Regions from separate parts of the Homo sapiens genome. Here all the other regions are linked to region 2. A link is a loop called in an ENCODE intact Hi-C map of the cell type or tissue named here. Cell type or tissue: MCF 10A. All regions are shown on one strand.

Evidence for each region. Hi-C counts contacts between places; a loop is a spot of excess contacts. Peaks named below come from ENCODE experiments on the same cell type or tissue, not always from the same donor. Only the 100,000 strongest peaks of a DNase experiment are listed, where the experiment ranks them.
Region 1: it touches region 2 in a loop (3-fold over the local background); 2 of 110 quality-filtered maps call a loop at or near these places.
Region 3: it touches region 2 in a loop (5-fold over the local background); 3 of 110 quality-filtered maps call a loop at or near these places.

What each region holds. Positions count from the first base shown.
Region 1 is chrX:7,154,773-7,162,772 of GRCh38, forward strand. The region is part of intron 1 of STS (steroid sulfatase); the gene reads left to right. Among named protein-coding and RNA genes, the nearest start is that of PUDP, 11 kb to the left of the region's middle. In MCF 10A, no CTCF peak of the experiment used is centred here; a DNase peak (open chromatin) is centred at 4,549.
Region 2 is chrX:7,368,393-7,376,392 of GRCh38, forward strand. No RefSeq gene overlaps it. Among named protein-coding and RNA genes, the nearest start is that of PUDP, 220 kb to the left of the region's middle. RefSeq lists an enhancer at 4,431-5,630. In MCF 10A, no CTCF peak of the experiment used is centred here; DNase peaks (open chromatin) are centred at 4,669 and 4,929.
Region 3 is chrX:7,442,533-7,450,532 of GRCh38, forward strand. No RefSeq gene overlaps it. Among named protein-coding and RNA genes, the nearest start is that of PUDP, 300 kb to the left of the region's middle. RefSeq lists an enhancer at 6,398-6,941. In MCF 10A, no CTCF peak of the experiment used is centred here; DNase peaks (open chromatin) are centred at 2,679 and 4,499.

The sequences.
Region 1 (8,000 bases), 210 kb before region 2:
AACACAGGAGTGAATGTGCAAATAAAGGGAAAAAAAGTATTCTAGAAAACACCAGCAAAAAAAAATAAGGAAAAGGAAGCTTCAAAAAATAAACAAGGAACATTTGTTTTCTTCAATTATGATGTCAGTATGGCATGTCAGCGATAACGTGGTCCAACCAGTCATTTCTAGGATTGAAATTTTTCTCCTTTATTTTACTTGCACCCAACTCCTGTGCTGCTTGGTGCAAGCTAACATCTGGAGGGAACAGAAAGCTGGTTGCACAGCCTCTCCCTTCAGCTTCCCCATGATCACATAAGCCTGGAAAATGTGCTGAATGAGTCCTTGCCTCCTCAATTCACAGCCATGTGTTCACTTGAAACTCTCCCATTTCTGTGGTCAACGATGGTCTTCCCATTTTTTTTTTTAACACAACAGTTCCCAAACTTACTCAACAGGGACCATCACATATGCTCTTTAAAAAGAACATAATATCTCCTTCAAACACACTTTAGAAATACCAGACTACTGTTCAGCATAGGGTCCATTCTGACTTACATTCTGCCTCACCACCAACTTTCTTGAAGCAATCATTCAGTAAGGCTGTGGGATTTTGCCAAGTCAGCGTGACACCAAACACATTGGAAAAGCAGACTAAATTTACAGAGTAAAATTCAGAGAATGAGAATCTTAGGTACCTCAAATAGTTAAGATTTTAAGAATCTTAAAGGGAACAGATTATGTTTATATGTATATATGTATACCATGCATATGTTATATAATCTATATAAATAATATATTGGTGTGCATGATTTTTATAAACTTGAGGAAATGCCTTTATATATAACTTAAATATATTTAGTTTGTATATATTCACAAATGTATATGTTAAATATTATATTACAAACAATGCAACTGCATGGCTTTAAGAAAGTTAAGAAGAAAGGTGATTACAGTAGGTTCTCACTTGTTGGTAGGTTTTTGGAAACTGTGACTTTAAGCAAAGCCACATATAACAAAACCAATTTTTTTCTCATCAACTTTATAACAAAATGATGTTGAATGAAATAACCTGCTATATATCGTTCCTCTTAAAGTTGCAATTTCCGAGAATCAGCCAGGTATGGAGGCTCACGCCTATAATCTCAGCGCTTTGGGAGGCTGAGGCAGGTGGAATGCTTGAGCTCAGGAGTTCAAGACCAGCCTGGGCAACATGGTGAAACCCCATCTCTACAAAAAAAATACAAAAATTAGCTGGGTGTGATGGCATGCACCTGTTGTCCCAGCTACTTGGGGGGACTGAGATGGGAGGATTGCTTAAGCCTGGGAGGTCGAGGCTGCAGTGAGCTCTGATCATGCCACTGCACTCCAGCCTGGGTGTCATAGTGAGAACCTATCTCAAAAAAAAAAAAAATTCTGAGAATCTATTGACATTGTTAAGTGAGGAGTTATTGTATATATGATTTAAATTTATTACATATATACACACATATAGATGCATGCATGTGTGGGTTTTTTTATTTTTGGCTGGCTCTTGCTTCTCTTTGGATGTATGTGTGGTTTTAACAATCTTCAGGTGAAAGGTCTTTATATATAATATATGTGTGTATATATATTTATATATAATTGCACAGGTTTGAGAGTTGTTTAATAGGCTAAGTGAAGTAGGTGGGTCAAACAGGTACAACACATGTATTTTCTTCTCTTGTGGGCACATTTCAATTGAATATGTTTATTGGCTGCTGTTGTATTAGTGCGTAAACAATAACATTTGGAAGCATCTATTTCAAGTCAATTTCCTAGGGCCATTTAAACCACTCTGAAAGAATCTTAGAGGCAATAAATTTCCATGACTCCTTCCTCCTGGTGTAAACTAGGATGCCAGTTAAAGAAAGGTAGTTTACTAGGACTTGGGTTTTGGTTTAATAATAAAGCTATAACTTGAAACATGGAAATGCAGTGGCTGTGATTAAATCTGCTCCTGCAAAATGGGAAGCGAATGATAATTAAAAACCACAAATATGCAAAAATACCTAGAAACTATTCATGATTTTTTGTGTTCCTTCTTTGATCTGCCCCCAACCATGTTCCATGTAACACACATAGGAGGAATTCTGGGGTTTTCCACATGTTTTTGCCCTTTCCTGTGCCATACCCTTTACTTTAATAGACAAGGAGGGGGTCCCCAAACCAGAGATTTGAGAGCACTTTTGGTGTTTTAATGTTTCTAGACTTTATGAAGCTGGCAAATGGCTTGGAGGAGAATATTTGAGCCCACTGAATGTATACAGAGCTCACTGCTATTTGTCTTGTGCAGTAGTGGATGATGCAATAGGGAGACTATAAGCTGGATTCTGGGGCTCCAGGTCTCTTCCTTCTGCATGGCTAAGAGGAGAACCCTTCTGTGAGCACCGTGTTGCTCTCATCCCACTTGCCCAATTTGCATTGAGATGCTTGTTCCTTGATTCAGGGCCCTAATTATCAAGCCTCGATCTTTGCTCATGTGACTGCTGCCTGTCGAGTCTTTGAGAGTAAGTGTTCCCTTGCTCATCTCTGATTGCATGTGCCCTTCTTCTGTGGGACTCCAGGATTTCCCACCAACAGTCTCTCTTATGGGTTCTTTCTGGGTAGAGGCCCAAGTATGAAGACATGCCCAGTGTTAGCTTGAGGGTTCCTGTGCAATGCCACTGATGGTTGGCACAGTTATAGGAATGTCAAACATCAGGTAGGTTCAACTCTGAACAATTTCATTAAGCATCTACGTGGATTCATATACCAAAGTCTGTGCTTTTCATGATCTTAAAGCACAGTAATTTTCATAGCTCGTAAAGTAAAATCTTTTCACTTCTGTCTTCTCAAAATTGCCAAAAAGGATCATCCATTTCTTTTGGCCAGGCACCATGCCCTGGGACATTATATCTAATCAATAAAGGGTTATTGATTAGAGGGGCCTGAGATGTATGCTTCTGCCTGCCTTACTGGTGAGAAAGCTGGTGCCCCAAGTGATTAAGCACTTTTTGGAGGTCATACAGCTAGTGGGTGCTGGAATCAGAATGCCATGTCTGTCTGACTCCAAAGTCCTCCATCCACATATCAAGACAAATTATTCTGGGAAATATTTATTGTAACAGGATACTCATTTGACAGCATCATGAAATGAGATGGAAAAAAATGGCATTCTGTAGGAATTTTCCATGTAGATAACCAGGAACCCTATGGATCTCTGGCCTCACAGCAAGGAGAGAAGTGGGGGCTTATGAAGAGGTTTCTGTGGCATTATAGCCCTGCCTCCTCCCCAGTGGAGTTAGGCTTTCTTTTTTCTTGTTTCCTAAATGAAATAAAAACAAATGACATGGCATGCATCTCTCTTAGCCTCAGTCCAATGTTGAGGCTTCAGCGACACTCCTCAGAGAGGTTGATATTTGATTGTGCATCTCTTGGGGGACCTAGGTGGGTGGCACCTGATCCCTGCCTGATCTGCTCTAGAGACTTCTGATCTCGAGGACTAGGGGGAGTTGATTTAGGTTGCACTTCCAGAGTCCCTCAAACAAATATGCATAACCAGATAACCTTAATGATTTGGACTTTTGCCCCACAAAATCTGCTGGGATGAGGAGGAAACTCCAGCAGAGAGGCGCCACTTGAAAACCAGTTGGAGGAAGAGACAACATCGCCCGCATCTCAGGAGTTGCAAATGGGGGTGATCCAGCTGTCCTGGCTTCCAAGAACTTAAGAAAATGCCCTTCAGCTTTGCCTGAAATCTTCACATGACAGGACCAGTGAGAGAAGAACAAACCTTCTGCTCCTTTTCGCCTTCCTTTCCTGCTACTCTCCAGGTGGAGGGATCAGTAACCACAGCAGGGGGAATGAGGGAGGATGACAATTGAGAAAGCCAGAAGCTTCCCCGTGTGTGCCCTCTGTTTCAGGACCATGAAAAGCATGCCTTAGCTGGGGGTAGGGTGGGGAGAAAGGGAAGTCTTACTCTGGAATTAAAGCTGCAGAGATTTAGCCTTTCATTCGACATTTAACTTTGATCTTGAAAGCATTCAGTGACCAGAAACATCATGTGATGTGCTGGAATTTTGACCACTAGCTGGTATAAGACATTTCTGCAATGAGTAAGTTTTACAGAGACCCTGGGAGACAAAACATGGCCTTTTGGTAAAATCCGAGTCGTATTTATTCATGTTAAAATACTTTTCAGGTTTCAGCATGCCCAAATCCTTAGTTATTATTAAGACTAGAAAATGGGCTAACACTGCTACTTTATATATTATTTGAGTGCCTACTGAGAGCCAGAGGCACACAAAATAATTAGAAATAAGCAATTTTTTATTTATAGAAGCAAAGACTCAGATTAGGCTTTTTTTTTTCTTTCTCCCTTTCCTTTTTCCCTAAATGCTGTAAAAACAAACAACACGAGGAAACTAATAAAAGAGAAACACTGGAGGTTATTTTTCCTGGGGTGTGATTTTCCCCCAAGGTGTGTGGTCAGAAGACTGCCTGCTGTTTCATCAGCGTTGATGGGACACCTCCCTGCTGAGTGGTAGCCCTGCTCATTGCCCAACCCTGTGGTATTGACACAGAGAATGAATTCCTTGGGGCTCTTGGCACTGTGTTGTATGTGTAACTCACGTAACAAACAGGCTGGCAAGGCTTAGGCACATCAGGCTCTCCACAGATCATTAAAAACAAAACCCTTGCTCTTCTCATCCTAAAACCACGTCCTATGTTGTTCATCGAAAAAATAATCATCACTGTTTGTCTGTCCCACCCCACCATTATATAGCCTCCCTCTTCTTCCTCAACACATGCTCCCTTTCCTTGCTGCGCACCATGCAATGCAAAATTCAGTGCCTACAGGAAGTGCTCTCAGTGAACTCCTGATTGTTTTCCAGGTTAGGGAGTCAATAGGTGAATAAGAATTGCAGTTAAGTATTCAGGGCTGGCACCCAAAGCTCCTCCAAAGTGATGAGTTGGTGAAGGAAGTCCAGCTTCCCTCTGAGTGATGTTAAAAATGTGTGGGGCACTGGGGGAGAGGAAGGCCAGGTGGAGAAATACATGCAGTTAAATAACTTTTTTATGATAGATTCGCTGATTACTCAGTGATGACTTTATTGCCAATGATGCTCCAATATAACTGCCCAGGCTGTCAAATGATTATTCACACACGATGAGCGTTCGGCTGGGATACTTGTCCAATGTGATGGTATGAAAAGCTGTTTGAGATCCTTGAAGGAGACGTACAAAGTGTCTTGAGTCTTCCAGTAAAGAGCCCTCTCTGAAAGCCTTGTAAGAACTGGTGAGTTACATTTTTAATATGATTATTATTTTTTCTTCTCTGCTGCTAAGATGTTGGGATACGTGATGACAGAAAATTGCTTACGGGGAATATTTACTTTAGTTGCACTGCTTCAAAGGAAGTCTAAAGGTTTCTATTTATTTCCCTTCCTGGAATAGCCCAAGAGCAGCATGTTAAGAGTTAATTGAATAAGTAGAAGAGCCAAGTCTTTGCTCTGGGAGGCGGAGTTTTAAATTCTCTTCTGTGGGACTGATCAAAGTTTATACATTTTTTATCTGTAGTGTTACATTAAAGAAAATATCTGTAAAACCACCTACAACAATTTATCTAATATGTTTTCATTTGCTCATTTGCCCTGAAACAAGGCTGTCTATAAGGAGAAGAAAGTAATTGCCAAATAGTTTGTCTTTGTGGATTAGAGTGGTAGTTTGAAAACACAAGCTTGGTATAAAGAATACTGGAGTTTAGAGGAAAGAATCCTAAAAGGAAATGAGCAAAGGAAGTGGTGGATTTTGTGCTATAGTTTACACAAAAGAGAAATTAAATCAATTAACCTCATATATGAAAATACTGCACCCACTGCTTCTGAGTTAGATACGATGTCTATGCGGGAGATGTCTTTGCCATCCAATGCATTCCCTGAAAGATTGGCATGATTTTAAGCTTTCAACTTACTGCTTTTCTAAAGGATGAATTTGAGAAGGAATTAACAGTTGTTTCACTCTTTTTCATTTTAAATATACAGATTCAATATCTGTAATGTTAATATGTATGTATCCTAAAGAGTGGAAATACGTATCCTAAAGAGTGGAAAAAGAACATACATGCCTACTTCTAGAGGGGCATACACGTAGATCTCTCAGTTTATCCTCAGGACCATGCATGAAGTCAAATGTTTCTTTTTGTTTTTTCTTTTTTTTGAGATGGAGTCTCGACCTGTCTCCCAGGCTAGAGTGCAGTGGTGCGATCTCAGCTTACCACAACCTCCACCTCCTGGGTTCCAGCAATTCTTCTGCCTCAGCCTCCCGAGTAGCTAGGATTACAGGCATGTGCCACTATGCCTGGCTAATTTTTTTTTTTTTTTTGTATTTTTAGTAGAGATGGGGTTTTGCCATGTTGGCCAGGCTGGTCTCGAACTCCTGACCTCAAGTGGTCTGCCTGCCTAGGCCTCCCAAAGTGTTGGGATTACATGCATGAGCCACTGCATCCGGCTGAAGCCAAATGTTTCTTAACAGGCTATGTTGGTTTTAAGATGTGGTGTTTATTACTGCACTTTTTACAGTATACTTGTGTATGTAAGATCATCTCTATAAAAGAACTAGGTTAACTGAAGAATGGGTATGTAGTTCAGAGATCAGTTAGTGTTTTCTGAAAATTTATATTAATTGCAGAAAATGAACATCCAAAAACAATTTAACTTTTGCAATGCATGCTGTACATAATCTAGTAATTATGAACCAACCAAATGGATGATTTTTTCCCCAAAGAGAGATGCTAAGAAATTCCTTTGATCTCTTTCAAGTAAACTCTCTGTTATCTTATGAGCAATTATAATGAATTAAGATGTCCAGTTCATGCTTACTTTACTTCTTATCAGAGTATCAACATATTTCATGTACACATCAGTTTTGTCTTCTGTGCCAACCCGAGCAGATTGAGTTGGAGGAATGTTAGAAATAATTTTCACTGAAAATAATATCACTAAAAGTGTTAAAATTATTTTACAGAAAGTTTGCTCCATTTCGTGTCATTTACTGTAGGTACTCTTTGTCTCAAGGAACACATGACAATGCTTTACTGAGTACCCTGTGAGTTGGTATCTATAGTGACATTACTATTTGCCAACTGAGAAATTGCCCCATATTCATTTATAATGAGATTATCACATCACAGCTGATATCAGGAGACAGAAATCTAAAAGCTTTCAGTGCATGAAAAAAAGATAATAATGACTCCTCTTTGCATTAAAAACCTAAATAGTAGATGTTGAGCATCCCTTAAAAGCTTGAATAAAATAAGCATTAAGAGTTTATGGCCAAAAGTCCTAAGCCATGCTTTCTAGACCAGGTTCTGTCACCATTGTTTTGTTTCCATCTTGTCTTCTCCTTAAAATTCGAGCCTTGGTTGGAAATTAACCCCTGTCAAACTTGGCCACTGAGTCAACAAGCACTTCCCCAGTGCCCCAGGGACACAGGTAACAGAGGATGTGGCAATGATGAAGCAGAAGTCCAGTCTCACCTCAGGTGTTTTCTGTGAAGGAAAACAAGCAGTATAAATACTGCAAGTACCAATGTCAATAATAATTAAATGCTTATTATGAGAAGGAAGTGCAGGGCAGAGACTTGGCACAGGGCTAATTAGGAGAAGCACCTTCAACTGTGAGGTCTGGGAGAAAGCCCAGGGGGATGGAACAGAGATGGCTTAGGGTCCCGGGTTCCTCTTGGCGGTTCCAAGACTGGGAGATTTTTAGTTTAGAGATAGAGACTGGGACGTTCTCTTTCACAATGAATTTGTCTATCCAGCGATTCCCCACGGAGGCACTGTTGGTACGTGGGGCTGGGTGATTCCTTGCTGTAGGGGCTATCCAGTGCGTGGTAGGATGCAGCAACCCACAATATCTCCAGATGTTGCCAAATGTCTCCTGGTAGGTAAAATCATCCTCCCGGATGACAATCTCTGGCCTGAAATAAGCATTTAAAATGTGTAAGACTGGCCGGGC
Region 2 (8,000 bases):
TGTCTTATCTTTCTTTAGGCTACCCTGAAATAAACAAAATAGCTGATGGAATTTCCTGTGTTCGCAGATTCCAGGCTTTCCACAGGTTCTAGACCTCAAGTGATACATTGGTATATTTGGAAAGATAGATTTTTAACAATAAAAAAATGAAAATGCAGACATAGCTAGTTCTAGGAATAAATATACTGGAGCCACAAGGCAAAATCTGATTTTTTTTTTTTTTTTTGCAGATAGTACAGGCTTAAAATAACTTTAACCCATCTATGAGGATAATCACAGGAATAGGGCCTTGGCCTAATTAAAATTACATATTCCAAAAGATATATAACATAGCTTTCAGTTATCCAAGACATCAGATACTTGGTGGTTTGTCAGTGATAAATAAACTTTAGCTTTATAAGTAAAGCCTTAAAAAGGACAAAATAATTTGTGTGTGTTTGCTCTTATGCGTCATTCAAATTGATTGGTTAATTATTCCCTTATTGTCTGAGCTGTTTGGCATTTTGCAAACAGTTTTCACAAGGCTTGATGTTCTGAAGAAGGTGTAAATTTTCCAAGGTGAATTAGAATGAATGTGAGCTAACTTATTGATGCTGGCATCATGAATTAAATAACTGGTTGTTATTGACTTACTGAACCACCAGACATGTGACAGAGGAACTCAACTCTATATAGATTCTTAAATGAAAGAACTTGATCATTTTGGTGACTCAAAATGCAGTCAAATTTCTTAGTCATATGTCATGTGATTAATTTATGTAAGCATTTACACACATTAGTATTTAGTTTTAAAAGTATTTCTGAATATATGGAGTTCGATGGATGTGTTTCAGAACTAACCTTTACTTGCATGGGTTTATTTTCATTCTGTTGTCGTTTCTTGATTTGGAGGCAGTTATTGGTGGTCTTTGGTCTTAACCTCTTTGATGCTAGTGCTTTCTTCTGTTGAATACTGTGGACAGGAGGACCACGGGCATAGACCTTCAAAGGAGTATATCAACTCTGGCTGAGGTCCCGCAGGCTTTGGCTTGAACATGTCCATGTGTCAGTCAGCTATTTCCACAATAATGCTACATAATAAGGTAGCCTCTAACTCAATGCATAAAAATACATATTTCTTCTCATACTCATTTTTTTCTGGGAGTCATCTATTGTGGCTTTACTCCATGTGTTACATTCAGGGCCAAGCTTGGAGGCAGAGGACAGAGCACCCAGAGGGCAAGAAGAAACACAAGCTCCTTTTCAGATTTAAGCCTGTAAGTGTCATTTCTGTCTACATTTATTTGGTCAGACCATGTGTCAGTGAAGTATACTCTCATGGAGCTTGAGGGAGACTGTACTACTTAGATTTTTATTGCTGTGTAATGAATTGCCACAAACTTAGCAGTCTAAAACAATACCCATTTATTATCTCAGTTCCGTAAGCCAGAAATGCAGAGGAGCTTAACTGGGATCTCTGCTCCAGTTCTTACCAGAATGAAATTTATGTATCATCTAGGACTTCTGGTCTCACCTGGAGCTGAAGGTTCTCTGCCAAGATCAATGATTATTGGCAGAATTATTTTACTTCTCACACTGTCCACATGGGTTCCTCCATCTTAATTTTTTTATTTTTTTTGGGACAGGATCTCACTCTGTCACCCAGGCTGGAGTCCAGTGGTGTGACCACGGCTCACTGCAGCCTTGTCCTCCCCAGGCTCAGGTGATCCTCCCACCTCAGCCTCCCGAGTAGCTGGGACTACAGGTGTTCACCACCACACCAGGCTGATTTTTTTTTCTTTTGCATTTTTTGTAGAAATGGGGTTTCTCCATGTTGCCCAGGCTGGTCTCAAACTCTTGGGCTCAAGCAATCCTCAGCCTCCCAAAGTGCTGGGATTACAAGCATTAGCCACCACACCCAACCAGGTTATTCCATCTTTAAAACAGCAATGGAAGGTCAAGTCCTTCTCACACTTCAAATCTCTCTGATAGTATCCTCTGTCTTTTTCTTACTTCTAAGAGCTCATGTTATTACACTGAATCCACCAGGTAATCCAGGATAATCTCCAATTGAGTAGGAAGCTTATTAAGTGAGCTTGAGTAATCTTATTCAGTCAGAAGATAAGTTCAACTAATTCAGCTTAAGTTATTCAACTTAAGTTATTATAACTTGGAAGATACATTCAACTGATTAGTAACCTTAATTACATCTGCAAAATCCCTTTTGCTATGTAACCTACTTAAACCACAGGAGCAGCACCAGGAAGTGAAAGTCATGATGGTGAAAATTCTGCCTACCCCAGAAACAGAGGCAAATATTTGCTGAACAATGTACTACCTCACCCTAGCCCTATTCTGACCTAAAACATCACCATGACCTCCCCAGTGTTCTTGCTCCATGTGACCAATTCTCTTCTGCTCTTTCAGGGAAGTCCTAATTGGGAAATGAGATGATTTCAACTTTTTAAAACATCTAATTGGTTACCAGCATGGGCAACAGAGTAAGACTCTGTCCCTACGAAAATATTCAAAAGTTAGCCAGGTTGGTGGCACGTGTCCATGGTCCTAGCTACTCAGGAGCCTGAGGTGGGAGGATCACTTGAGCATAGGAGTTTGAGGCTTCAGTGACCTATAATCACACCACTGCACTGAGTGTTAGGCAACAGAGCAAAACTCTGTTTCTAAAAAATAAAATAAGATATACAAAATAAAATATCTCATTGGCTAAAATGTAGTCACACGACCAAGCCACAGAGGAGGCTGGGAAATGTAGTCTTTAGCAGACTAGCTGCATGCGCAAATAAAAAAGTTCTATAATTGTGAAAGAAATGCAGAATAGATGTTGGCTTAACACTGCAGGTAGTAAAGGCTGCCAGTGTTAAGCCAATATCTATTGTAATGGCTTATTTACATTCTAGTATGTCATCAGTCTTGCTTACATTACATCATTTTATTCTTATACTATATCCATGAGGGAGTGACAGTTTTCTCAATTAACAACTGAGAAAAACCTATGATACTTGAGGGTATTAGTGTTTAGTGGGTGGGTAATGTAGGGAAGAAATTCTAGGCAGAAGGTGGTAGGGGAGATGAGGAAGACAGGGTGAAATATTATTCTACAGTTTAGCAATTGCAGTTTCTTTAATGTTCTTGTGTCTATGTGTGTGTGTCTGAATTTGTGTGTGTTTATGTGTCTGTGTATGTGAGTATGCCTTTGTATGTGTTAATTATGAGGGCTGAAAATGAGAGCTGTGGTTCAAGAGACTAGCATTGTAAGGTTTTAAGAAGGGGGCTAAAATATTTCTCAGAAATTAAACATTGGAGCTGTTTCTTTGTTGCACCTCTGGTGTCTACAGAACCCATATGGATCAGCTGGGTGAAAGGTGACATACATAAAAGGCATGGTGGCTCACCCCTGTAATCCCAGCACTTTTGGAGGCCAAGGTGGAAGGATCGCTTGAGCCCAGGAGTTTGAGACCAGCAACACAGCAAGACCTTGTCTCTGCAAAAAATAAAACAAATTATATAGCTGGTCTTGGTGGTGCATACCTGTAATTCCAACTACTTGGGAGGCTGAGGAAGAAGGATCAGTTGAGCCTAGGAGTTTCAGGCTGCAGTAAGCCATGATGGTGCCACTGCACTCCAGCTTGGGCAACAGAGTGAGACCCTGTCTCAAAAAAAAAAAAAAAAAAGTAAGGTGTTTTGTAATTAAAATGAGTCACTCAAGATATCACTGCCCAGACAAGGGATACCCAAAACTATTTTACTCGAAGGGAAAAAATATGTAACTTCATACGATGTTCCATAAAACTGCAGAAATGCTTCCTTATGTTTCCCCAATTTATGCTCCTGTAATTCAAACAGGGAAAGTAATGAATATGTGTGGAGTTTCCCTTCCAGAATTGAAAGCATCCTTTTTGCAAAGGGATCATGTCTCTTCCTGGGTGAATAAGGATGATAGGACCCTTCTCCAGAGGGGCTCATCCCTGTTTCTCCCCTATTCCTGCCTCCTTCCTTTGCACAGACTGTCTTTGAAGTGCCTCCAGCATCATGTCACAAGGCAAATGTAAGTCGCATTAGGACTATAAATGAATTGGAGGAGTAGCAAATGCAATAAACTGGTTGCTGTCTTGAGATATGACATCTAAACCAACCAATATATCTCAGAGGAAAGACGGCTTTTCCTCCTTCCTCCTTATTTACTCTGAGGCACTGTATAAAATGCTCTACCATCAAAGAAATGATGGCAGAACAGAAAGTGGAGGTGCTATAAATTTCATGCTTGGCAGCTTGCACTAGATGTATTTCAAGGTAATGACTCTACCTAGAACTTTTCTAGAATGACCCCTGTCAAAGCCCCTATTCAGAAGCTACATTCACTTCTGAATGAGGTGACGAGAAGCTTGGAATAGGATTAGATAATGGATACATGTACAGGCTGCTAAGATGTTTATGGCCTGTGGGATTTGCTGTGAATGCAGGAGCTGGGCCAGTCCAATTTCTTGCCAGCAGTTTGAAATTGGGAACTTCAGAAATGGAGTCAGTCACATGTCTGGGAGAGTGAAAACCGAAACATTGTGATTCTGCAAAGATACGGCTTCATTTCTAGTTCCTTGGGTGCTAGGTTGTTTCTGGTTTCCTTTCTCTGGATTTCCTGACGTTTCCATGATGTCTCATAAAAACGTGCACTTCTTGCCCAACTTGGGTTTCCTCAAGAGAGTATCTGATTTCACAAGAAAAACAACAACAGTCTCACTTTACACAAAAATTAGCTAATATGCACTGACTGTTTACTAGGTACCCGACCATATTCTAAAAACTTTATGGATATTGACTCTGTTATTTATCAAAGGGCATTATTAGGTATTTTAGCTACATTTTAAAATGTGGAAAATGAGGCTAGGAAAGGCACATTCTTCAGTGTGACTCAGATGCCACACCCTCAGCCTCTATATTGTGTGACACATCAGAGATTCACGTGGAAGAGTTAAGTTATATGTTTTACTGAAGGAAATGTGAATTCTGTACCGGATGTATTTTATGTGTTAGTTGGTTTATTTATAATATAAGGTTCTCAGCTGTCCTGCAACAGCCATTGGACTGACAGTACATTAAAATGTAAGTGGATCCCAATCCAGGATTTCAGTTAATTCAATTGATGACTGCTATTGGATATTCCTGAAGAGAGGGTGGATCTAGAGGGAAAAAAAAGAGAAAGCTGTGCATATGAGGGAACAATAATGATGACAACAATTACAACAATAATGTAAGGAACAGTATTAAGTGACCAAGGAAAATTGCTCAATAGACTGTAACTGGACCAGGAGTAGGTCTGAATGAGTTGAGTGAAAGAAGAAGAGTAAAAGGTCAGAGCAGAACTCACTCCTGTGAGTACCAGGGGCCAAAGCCTCACTCACATTCTTACCCTCATACTTCTCCAAGTCTTCCTTCCCTGGGCAAGATCTCCCCCACCCTCTGGTCTCACAGTGAGGCAGAGAACATAGTCCTTGAAGCTTGACAAACCTACATTTAAAACTCCAAGTCTGGGCTGGATGCAGTGGCACATACCTGTAATCTAGCACTTTGGGAGGCCAAGGTGGGAGGATTACTTGAGGCCAGGAGTTCAAGCCTGCAGTGAGCTAGGATTGCACCGCTGCACTACAGCCTGGGTGACAAAGCAAGACCCTGTTTCTAAAAATATACATGAAAAAAGTTAAAAATTCCATGGCTGCCAGTTTTGCGATTTTTTGCGCAGTTTCTCTTCTGTAATATGGACATATGGACACTTGTCACTTTGGAGGGTCATACTGTAATATAATGAATACACACACATATGTAAAAGTGTTTGCAGTATCTGTAATGTATGCCTAACACTCATTTTTCAACATTCATTGGTCATCCACCTATTCAAGTGTCATGGAATCCTTGGAGTGTTGCTTCACCAGCCAGAAACCTCTCTGGCCAGTGACGCCTTCTGCCTGGGTATTTCTTGCACCTGCTGGGCTCATTTCACCCACTTGGCCTGGCAGGTTGTGCTTGGCTTGCACTACCAGCCCAGATCTCATACTCGCCAAGTGCAAGTCAGGTGCGGAGTGGCAAGGGGTGTGTAGGTGAGCGAGCATGGGGTCCAGCCACTGCATGCAGCTAGGCATGCTGGCTGTTGCAGTGGGTCAGGCAGCTCCAGGTGCCAACACAGGTGCCAGCTCCATGCCAGGCTGTGGCTGGACAAGATGTACTGCACACAGCTTCTGCTGTGGGCACTCCCATCTGGACAAGGGAAACGTGGTGGTGTCCTGAAGCTTGGAGATGCCAGGAACTGCAGAATCCCAAAGAGGGTGTCACAGCCCTGGCTCTGAGAGCCCCTGGGTCTGGGCTCCCAAAAGGGAAGCAGCTCTTCTCTTCTTCTCGTCATCTGCACCGTTGTGAGCGGAGGTGCATGTTTCAGCCCTGTTTGTGTTACAGCTCTTTTAGTGCTGTTATTCAGTGGGTCTCAAGTTTTTGTCTCGTCTCCAGGAAGAATGAGGTACACAGACAACTGGAGGGTGAGCAAGGCAGAGAGGAGCTTCATTGAGTGGCAGAACAGTTCTCAGGAGACCCAAAATGGGTAGCTCCTTTCCACAGGCAGGTCATCTAAATGTCTATGCAGCCCTCAGTGGAGAGGAGACCTGCAGTGGGTAGCTCCCCTCCACAGACAGGTCACCCCAATGTCTGTGCAGCCCTCAGTGGAGAAGAGACCTGGAGTGGGTAGCCCCTATCCACAGGCAAGTCATCCTGACATCTGTGCAGCCCTCAGTGGAGAGGAAACCCAGAATGGGTAGCTCCTATCCACAGGCAGGTCATGCCTTCATCTGCCCGAATCTGGCTGAGTCCGGGGTTTTTATGGGCTTCAGAGGGGAGGAAGTGCCTGCTGATTGGTCCGTGGGCGGCCATGGCCAGGCCAAGGAAAAGCAACATTAGTTCTCACTGTGGTCTGTGGAACTGACAGCCTGGCCTCAGGTCATCCCTGGCTTGAAGGTAAGGCCTCACCAGTGACCCACCCCTTTCCACCCAGAAGCCTGTCTGCCTCCTGCTGTCATCGACCTGTCATCCATAGTGCCCATGGCACCCAGACTGTTTACGCCAAGGGGAACCTGCAGGCCCACACAGAGCTGCCCTCAGCCCCACTCCTTGGCCTCCCTCCTGTGGTCATCAGTGCCTAAAGCCCAGAGGGGGCTGAGGCAGCAGGAGGCTGGTGTGTCAGTGCTGCCTCAAGCACACACACACCCAGGTGAATCGTGACAGCATCTGGGCTTGACCTCAACTTTGCTGCAAAATCAGACTGGATACTGGGAGTGGGGAGAGGCCAGGCAGTTGGAGAAGGCACTTCTGAGCCTGTGGAGGGAGGGGAGCTTCCCAGCTGATATGGTTTGCCTGTGTCGCCACCCAAATCTTATCTTGAATGGTAACTCCCACAATTCCCACATGTCATGGGAGGAACACTGTGGGAAGTAATTGAATTATGGGGACAGGTCTTCCCTGCACTGTTCTCTTGATAGTGAATGAGTCTCACAAGATCTGATGGTTTTAAAAATGGAAGTTTCCCTGAACAAGCTCTCTTTGCCTGCTACCATTCATGTAAGATGTGACTTGCTCCTCCTTGCCTTCTGCTATAATTGTGAGGCCTCCTCAACCACGTGGAACCATAAGTCCATTAAACCCTTTTTCCTGTATAAATTACCCAGTCTCAGGTATGTCTTTATCAGCAGCATGAAAACGGACTAGTACACCAGTCCCCAAGAGCACAGGGATGCCCAGGTCTGCAGCCATGGCTGGGTGGCTGCATCTGTGCCTGTGAGGGTGGGGCTCCACCCCTCTAACTCAGAAGGGGGTGGGGCTCCCGCCTGTTCCCAGCTCCCACTGGCTCCATGGAGTGAACAGCTCTGGCCACGTCTCCCCCACCACAGCCGGCATCATGGCAGTGGCCACTCCAGACAGGTCTCTGTTGCCATCACAAGCATCCTTAGCCCATCCTCAGATGGTCT
Region 3 (8,000 bases), 74 kb after region 2:
AAAAACTGCCTCTAATAGCTTGAGGATATTCATTTGATATGAAATTATCATATGACTTTAGTGCAAACTGCCTGCTGATTTTTTTTTTTACAGTAAACCTATTGAGTGCTGCTTAAATCTTCACATCTAAAAAAATAGCTATCAGGAGTTATTAAACTCCTACTATGATGAAGACAGCCATGCTGTGGTGCAGTTCGTGTTCTGTGTATGATGATTTAAATACATAAACAAGTACACAGGATGTAGTTTGTTGAAAACTACAATGGATGCATTTAATAAAGACTATTACTGAAATATGTGCTTTTCAGTGGTCACGGATGGAAGGCACAGTCACTGGGGAAAGGTAAATTATACCAAAATCAAAAATACAAATATGCGTAACTTCTGTTCATCAATACACACCATTAAAGAAGTGATGCAGCCAATTAGAGAGTTGGAAGAAGTGCAACATATGTCCAATGAAAGACTGACTGACTGAATATATGAAGAACTCCCATAAGTCAATATAAAAATTGTAGAAAACCCAATAGAAAGATGGGATGGAATAGGCCCTTTAAAAAGTGACTAGAAAACCAATGAACATATTCAAAGCTTCTCAAACCTATCAGCAATCAGAGATATGCAAATTGAAACAACCATGTGATGCCACTACACAACCTTCAGAATTTGCTAAAATGAAGAAGGCAAACATCAAATCTTGATGAAGATGTGGAATGATTGGAAATTTCATACATGTTGGGTGAAAATACAAATTGGTCATTTTGGAGAACTGTTGGGCAGTATTTAAGTATTGTAGAATGTATTCATATTTTATGGGCCAACATTTCCAATCCTAAAAATCTGTGCATTTGTTCACCATCAGCATGGAAAACAGTGTTTTTGGCAGCATTATTTATAATCATCTCAAGTAGGACTCATGCCCTAACCACCATAAAAGTTGAGCCATCTCTTTCAGCCATAGACTGAATAAGAAAACACTGAAGAAGTCTTGAATTCAAAAAAGTTCTTTGGACTAGATATTGAAGCATGAATTGAATTTCATCCCTGATTTGGTCTGAGTTTTGCTTCTGCTCAAGTTAGCATGGTGCACATTTCTTTACCTTAACATGCCTCCAAGCACCCTGCATTTACCTGTGTTTCTGGCCATTCATTGATGTGTTTCGTGGTGCTCACCCAGTGCCCAGCACAGAATACATGCCTATGGAACTTCACACGTACTTATCAGCCAGCAAGAAACAAGTACATAAAATGATTTCTCAGACAGTGGAAGCATTTCCTGGTATTATTTTTTTCCTGTGGGGTTTACTCAAAGAGTCGTTTCAAAATGTTTAAAGGAGATTTTATTACAAGAGAGAGCATCTGTTATGTGATGTCTCTAACAACTTATGTCGGCTAACTGGATTTGGTTACTGAGAAAAGATGAATGGATTTTGAGAATGAGCCTTGAAGTTATTTCATCTCCTATTAAAATATGTTGCTAACTTGTGGCTGGGCATGGCGTCTCACGCCTATAATTCTAGCACTTTGGGAGGCTGAGGTGGGCAGATCACTTGAGGTCAGGAGTTTGAGACCAGCCTGGCCAACATTATGAAACTCCGTCTCTACTAAAATGACAAAAATAGCCGGGCATGATGACACGTGCCTGTAGTCCCAGCTACTCAGAAGGCTGAGGCCTGAGAATTGCTTGAACCCAGGAGGCAGAGGTTGCAGTGAGCTGAGATCATGCCACTGCACTCCAGCCTGGGCAACAGAACAGGACCTTGTCACACACACACACACACACACACACACACACACACACACACACACACATTGCTAACTTGTGGTAAGAGACACTCCAGATAGTGAAGTCCTTGTCTGTTGTCTCTGACTTTTATTTACTTCTATGAGGACCAGGGGAGGACCCTCATCTCTGAAAACTTCTGTTATGTCCCACAGTCTGGTGAGAAAACCAGCCCTCTGAAGAGGAGGGGATGATACTGATCATTGTTTATTTAATAGTAATGCTGTAATATTAATAATAGAAAACCTTGAACTGTCTCCTCTGGAGATGTGTAATTCATAACCCTGGCATAAAATTGTCATTTTAAAAAAGAATCTTGGCATGAAATCTTTGAGTTTAATTGGAGGGTATTATCACAAACAAGGGGAATGATAATATACGCCTTGTAACTGACTGAGCCCTTATCCTTGAACTTCTAAGTCTCTTCACCCATCCTCTTCCGTGATATGATAGGTAGAGTCCATTGTCTTCCATCCTTGAAAATGTATTTCAAGAGGTCACATGAAAGGGAAAACTCTTTGTTATTCTCTTTTTCTACTCTGAATAGAAAGCACACACAAGCTTAACCTGGAGCCCAGGAAGGCCGAGAGAAGCCTGTTTCTTTGGTTTGTTTCTGGGCTTCTTGCGTTGGCATGTGACCCAGGGCATACAAATAAATCCTTGTGATTCAGTTACTTCACGTGCATAAAGAAAAAACTGCAATAAATATTCTGAATCCATTTTGGATGTTTTACCGCAAACAGCATTCAAACCCACAACTCCCCTTCCCCTTCTGTCACCACAGCCAGGTAAGTAATAAGAATGCCTGGAGGTTGAGGGAGTGAAACTATGCAAGCCACAGCCTGTGTTCAAGAAGGCTCCCTGCAACCTCACACCTTAACCACCATGAAAGCTGAGTCATCTCCTTTCTCTGTGACTGAAGCCATCTTTGTACTAGCTTGGGAGTCTTCCTTGCTCTTCCCAGAAAGCCCCACTGTGTCATAAGCCTTCTCATACATTCTTTATGCATGTAATGTCATCAGTCTTGACCTCTAAAGCAAAGTTTGGATGTGTGCGTGTTTGGAGGGAGGGGTCCATCCCACCTCTGTGGAATGACTACAGTGGGTATTAGGTCCCAGCCCTGAGCAATACCATAAAGAGCCCAATATCATTTTGCAGAACAAGCAGAATTTACTCCTTGGAGCAAAATAATAATGCACTTACCCATCGATATTTGAATGACTGGCTTTTTAATATACTTTCTAATAGCAATATATTTTATTTACTGCTGTGTCCATAGATGCCTTCTACATGGAATTTTCTTTTATCTCCACAGCCCAAAGTGATTCTCTTTGCTATAAACTGCCATAGCATTTTGATTGTCAGTCTCTTACACAACTTATTACGTTATTCCTTTTACTGCAGTTATACTACGGTACTCACAAAATGAGTACATTGCAGAGCTTTGGAGGCAGGGTTGCCTGGTCATCATGGGACAGTGCCTTATACAATCTATGTTCCCTGAATGTATAAATGAATCCATTTTGAGTGCCAATAGCAAAGACAGGAGAAAAGCACAATGCCATTTATTATGCACCAGGTATCTATACCCACGCATTTAAGAGAGTCACAGAAGCTGCCCTTTGCTCTGCCACTTTCCAATAGAACTGGTGTGCAAAACGTTGATTTTGGTTCACTAACCCTGGACAAATGCGCCTTGAATATGGTTTAACCATGTGTCATATAAAAATAGTTACAAGACTTGCTTTTATTTTTACATAGTATGTGTAGACCAGTTTGCCAAGCTCATTGCATGTAATCATTCAAATGCCTATGACGGTGACACTATAAGGTATATCCTATTTTATCCCCATTGTACAGATGTGAAAACTAAGGATCCATGAAGCTAAGGAGCCCGTTGAAGGTGAATGTTGGTAAGCTGGGATGCCAGATATATGAACCCATGTGTTATGGCTTTAGAATTTATGGACAGTTGCTGTGGCTATAGTACTCTGCTGTGTAGAGTTGTGACAGGCAGACCCTAATTCCCTTCTCTTGAGCATAGGCAGGACCTGAGACTTGCTTCTAACCAGCGGAATATAGCAGAAGAGATGTGATGCTTCCTTTGTGATTGTGTTACATAAGGTTGTAACTTTCATATTGCTGGGTGCTTCTCTCCCTCACTGGCACTGGAGAAATCAGCTACCATATTTCAGAGGCCCACATGGCAAGGAAGGGAGGGCCATCTTTGGCCAACAGCCAGCAGGAAACTGAGGCCTTCAGTCCTTCACTTCACAAGGAATTGAATTCTGCCAAAAATGTTGCAAGCTTGGAAGTGGATCCTTCTCCGGTTGAGCCACAGATAAGACCACAGCACTGGCTAACACTTTGATTGCTGGTGGCAGTCTTGTGAGACCCTGAAGCAGAAAATCTACACAAGCCATACCCAGATTCCTGATCCACAGAAACCATGAGATAATAAATGTGGGCTGGTTTAAACCACTAAGTTCATGGTAATTTGTTACACACATATAGATAAGTAATGCAGGTGGGCTAGTATGATTAGAGAGGGAAGACCAGAGAACAGCTTGATTCTCAGAGCCTTTTATCACTGGCAGCTTTATTAATCATTTTTCTTCTCTCTTCCTTCTCAACTCATCTTAGAGTCATGCTCCCTAAATGACCCTGATCATAAGAATAACCTGGAGTGCTTGCGAAATGTACCGAATTCCTACCTTTACGACTCATTGACTTGGTGGGGGAGGAGCCAAGGAGTCTAGAATTTCACCGAGACTTTCATGACATTCTTTTGCTCAGGCAAAGTTGAGAAGCACTGTCATATAGCTAGGGAGTGAATCTTGACCCTGGTTACATTTTAGACTCCCATAGAGTCTGAGGTGCATTGTCTGAGATGAAGCCTGGGGACTGGTATTTTTCTTTCTTTTTTTTTTTTTTTTTTTAAAAATACTCCCCATGTGATTTTAACATGCAGCCAAATTTAAGAACTGCTGATCTTCAGCAAGCCCTAGCAAGAAGATAGCAAATGTCAAGTACTCCATCAAGTAAGCATGCTAGTTATATAATGGGGAAGAGGGATAGAGGCCATTAATGTTCTAAGAGATATGTGCTTTCCCACAAAACTGACCTACTCCAAGCAAGACTGTCAGCTCATCTTTTTACGTTAAAGTGATTTATTCTAAAATGTTCCAAAAAGCACACATAATTGCAGGATGTTTGAGTATAAGATGTTTTTTGAGTATCAAAGTGAATAAAAGCTACCAGTGAATAGAATGGCAGAATTTGGTTTATAATATCTAGATTATTCTAGAAACTTGGGTGGAGGATGTAAAGTGTACATATTGTAATGAGGTTGACTATCTAATTTCTGGGGCCCAGTATAAAATGAAAACGTAGTGCCCCTTTTTCAAAAAAACAGCCCAAAGTGCCATTAAAGGAAAAATAAGTATAAAGCATTTACCTCTCTTCTGCAGTCTCTCACTTGGCTTGTCATGGTGTTTTGTATTTGCTATTTAATGTTGTTCTGAGAAAAGGAAAATTAAAATTTTAAATTATTAGCATGAGTATTACCATTCGTCTTTATATGACGTAATACCAGCTTTAAATGCAAATAGAAGAGCATTTAACTTGTGGACAGAATCACCGAAATTACCTAATTTATGTTTCATGGTGCATACATGCATATGTATTTTGTTCTTACCAGAACAGTGGAAACACTACACAAAACTAAATCAACTGTTTTTATTTTGCTTCTTTCTATGTGCACATTGTACCTCACTATGATTAGTTACTGGTAAGGAAGGACTTAATGGAAAAGGAATTACAGGCTTCCCTTCTTAGTCTTTTATTCTCTGTCATCATTTTTCATCCTAAGGAGTTGGCTCATGCAGGGTAACCCAGGATTTTTTCGTTTTGCATGTTTCTCAGAACGCCTGTGCCTTCTTTCTGAATTTGAAGGAAGTTGTGGTTTCAAGGGAAAGCATGGCCTCGCTTGGCTGTTAGCTTACTCACTTGTAGGTGTCCCATGCTTACATTGTCCTCTTTCTGAATCTCGCTGATCTCCTATGCACTGTGGGTTTACCAGAAGTCTGTGCTCATGGGCCACTGCATATGCTATCCATGAACAGGGCAGTAAGTAAAACCACTTTTGCAAAAATCGTTAGTTATTGGGACCTGAGTTTGGAGAATAACATGTTGGGTAGCGAGAAAGGTATAAATGATGTGCTCATCAAATCATAAGTGAAATCGTAAGTTTTGATTCCCCCTGTTCCTCCTTTATCAAATAATTCTGAAATCAATTCCTAAATTGATATCCATGTAGCATCCCAACATTATGACATACGAGGTATGTTTCTTACAGGCTACGTTAGATGTATCTCTTTTAAGGTTCTCTCAAAGGCTTGGAGAAGGGGTAGACAAAAATATTGCTCATCTATCCTATCCCCTTAGCTTCAGTCCATCTCACCAGAAGGGACAAGTTACTGAGCCAAAGCGTGGGCTGATTTTTAGGGAAAGGACATCAATGTAGGTTGGTAGAGTTAAAAGAAATATTTTCTTTTCCTCTTACCCAATTAAAATTTGAGAAATAGTCTTAGTACTTAGCACAAGTGAATTCACTTTGGAAAACGTGAAGGCATTTTGAGCAACAGCAGTAGACTGCTGCCCTTGTAAGATACATGTTGACTTACCAGGACCACCGGACCTAAGAGGGCAGGCCCAAATTGCCCTTACATTTTTATTTGGAACATTTCCTTTAGAAAACTTGTAACTTTTTTCCTGGTCTCTTTGAAATATATGTAAATCATTTTGAAAGCTCAAGAAGACTCTTTCCAGCATTAGGAACTAGCAGTGTCTTCCTTAAGGACCTGGGAGCCATCCCTTTGAAATGTAAACATCAAGGGAGTTATCACCTCCCGCTCTCAGTCTCTGTAGGAAGGTAGGAGCCTAACTTCAGAAGGGCCTGGATCCTGGTTGCAAAACCACCTGTGTCATAAAAGTAAGCAGACTTTATTTTTGCTTTGTACAAAACAAATTAACTAACACGATGGTCACCCCATTTATGGGGTGAACTGATGGTGAACTATGTGTAATAAACAATGTTGTCAAGTCCTCTTACTTGAGGACTAGTTATTGTTTATCTTCGGAATGTATATGTAAGGGGGTTATATTTGCTTGGTTCTACAGAGTGAGATTTCTTTCTATCTTCACAATTTCTAAGAGATTGTGGAATATGATATCCATTACATTTTGATTTAATGCATATTCAATAATGAAATTGTTTTCTTCCCCTTCTTCCTTTGTGAAGAGGTTTTCTGGATTGGGAGAAAATTTTATTTTATTTTTTAATTAAATTTCCACAACAACACTCATGAGCCTATCTTTTCTGCTTCCAAAGGAGACACCTCACTACACCTTAACGTCATGAGATATTTTGGTGGCTGGATCTCCTAATACCTTGGGTGTCTTGGTGGTTGGATCGCCTAACATCTTGGGTGTTTTGGTGGCTGGATCTCCTTCCCTCCACCTTCCAGGCATACCCAGCCTGGCACCAATGAGTAAAACAGAACTACTCACTGCCCAAATGAGACACAAAAACATAGCTTCCTCTTTGTGTTCCAGTGACTGTCACACAAGTCCAACATCACAAGTCAGGAGATATGAGCCCTTAAGGGAGGTCTAGCCAGATATTTACGCCCAGGCTCAGAGAGTTGAAGTTTAACATCCTCATTTTTTGTAGTCCTAGAATGATCAAGTGTGATCTTGTGAGACTGTCTTCAGTTTCAGTGAGTAAAAGGGCATCTGCTGATCCTCTCCCATCTTTTCATGTATTAGGTTAATATGTGGAAACAACAGGTTGCAGCAGAGAAAGAGGTTTAATCATAGAGCTACCAAATGAGGAGACTAGAGGAAACCTCAAATCCCTCTCTCCGAGGAGTTTGGGTCCAGGGTTTATAAGGGTTTTGGAGTGGGTGGAAGTGTGGAAATCATTGACGGGTGGAAGAGTGTAGGGTGAAGTCATGGATCAGGGAGATGAAGAAGCCATGTTCTCATGCTGATCCCATTTCTCTGTGCGTGCGTGGGGCGGGGGTGTCTTCAAACTGGTTGGTGTCAGCTGTTTTGCTGGAATTTAAGATCTGAAAAAAGTCTTAAGCAATTCTTAAACAAAAACCCTTCTAATTTTAACATCAGAGAGCCTATCTATAAGAACAATGGTGATTCA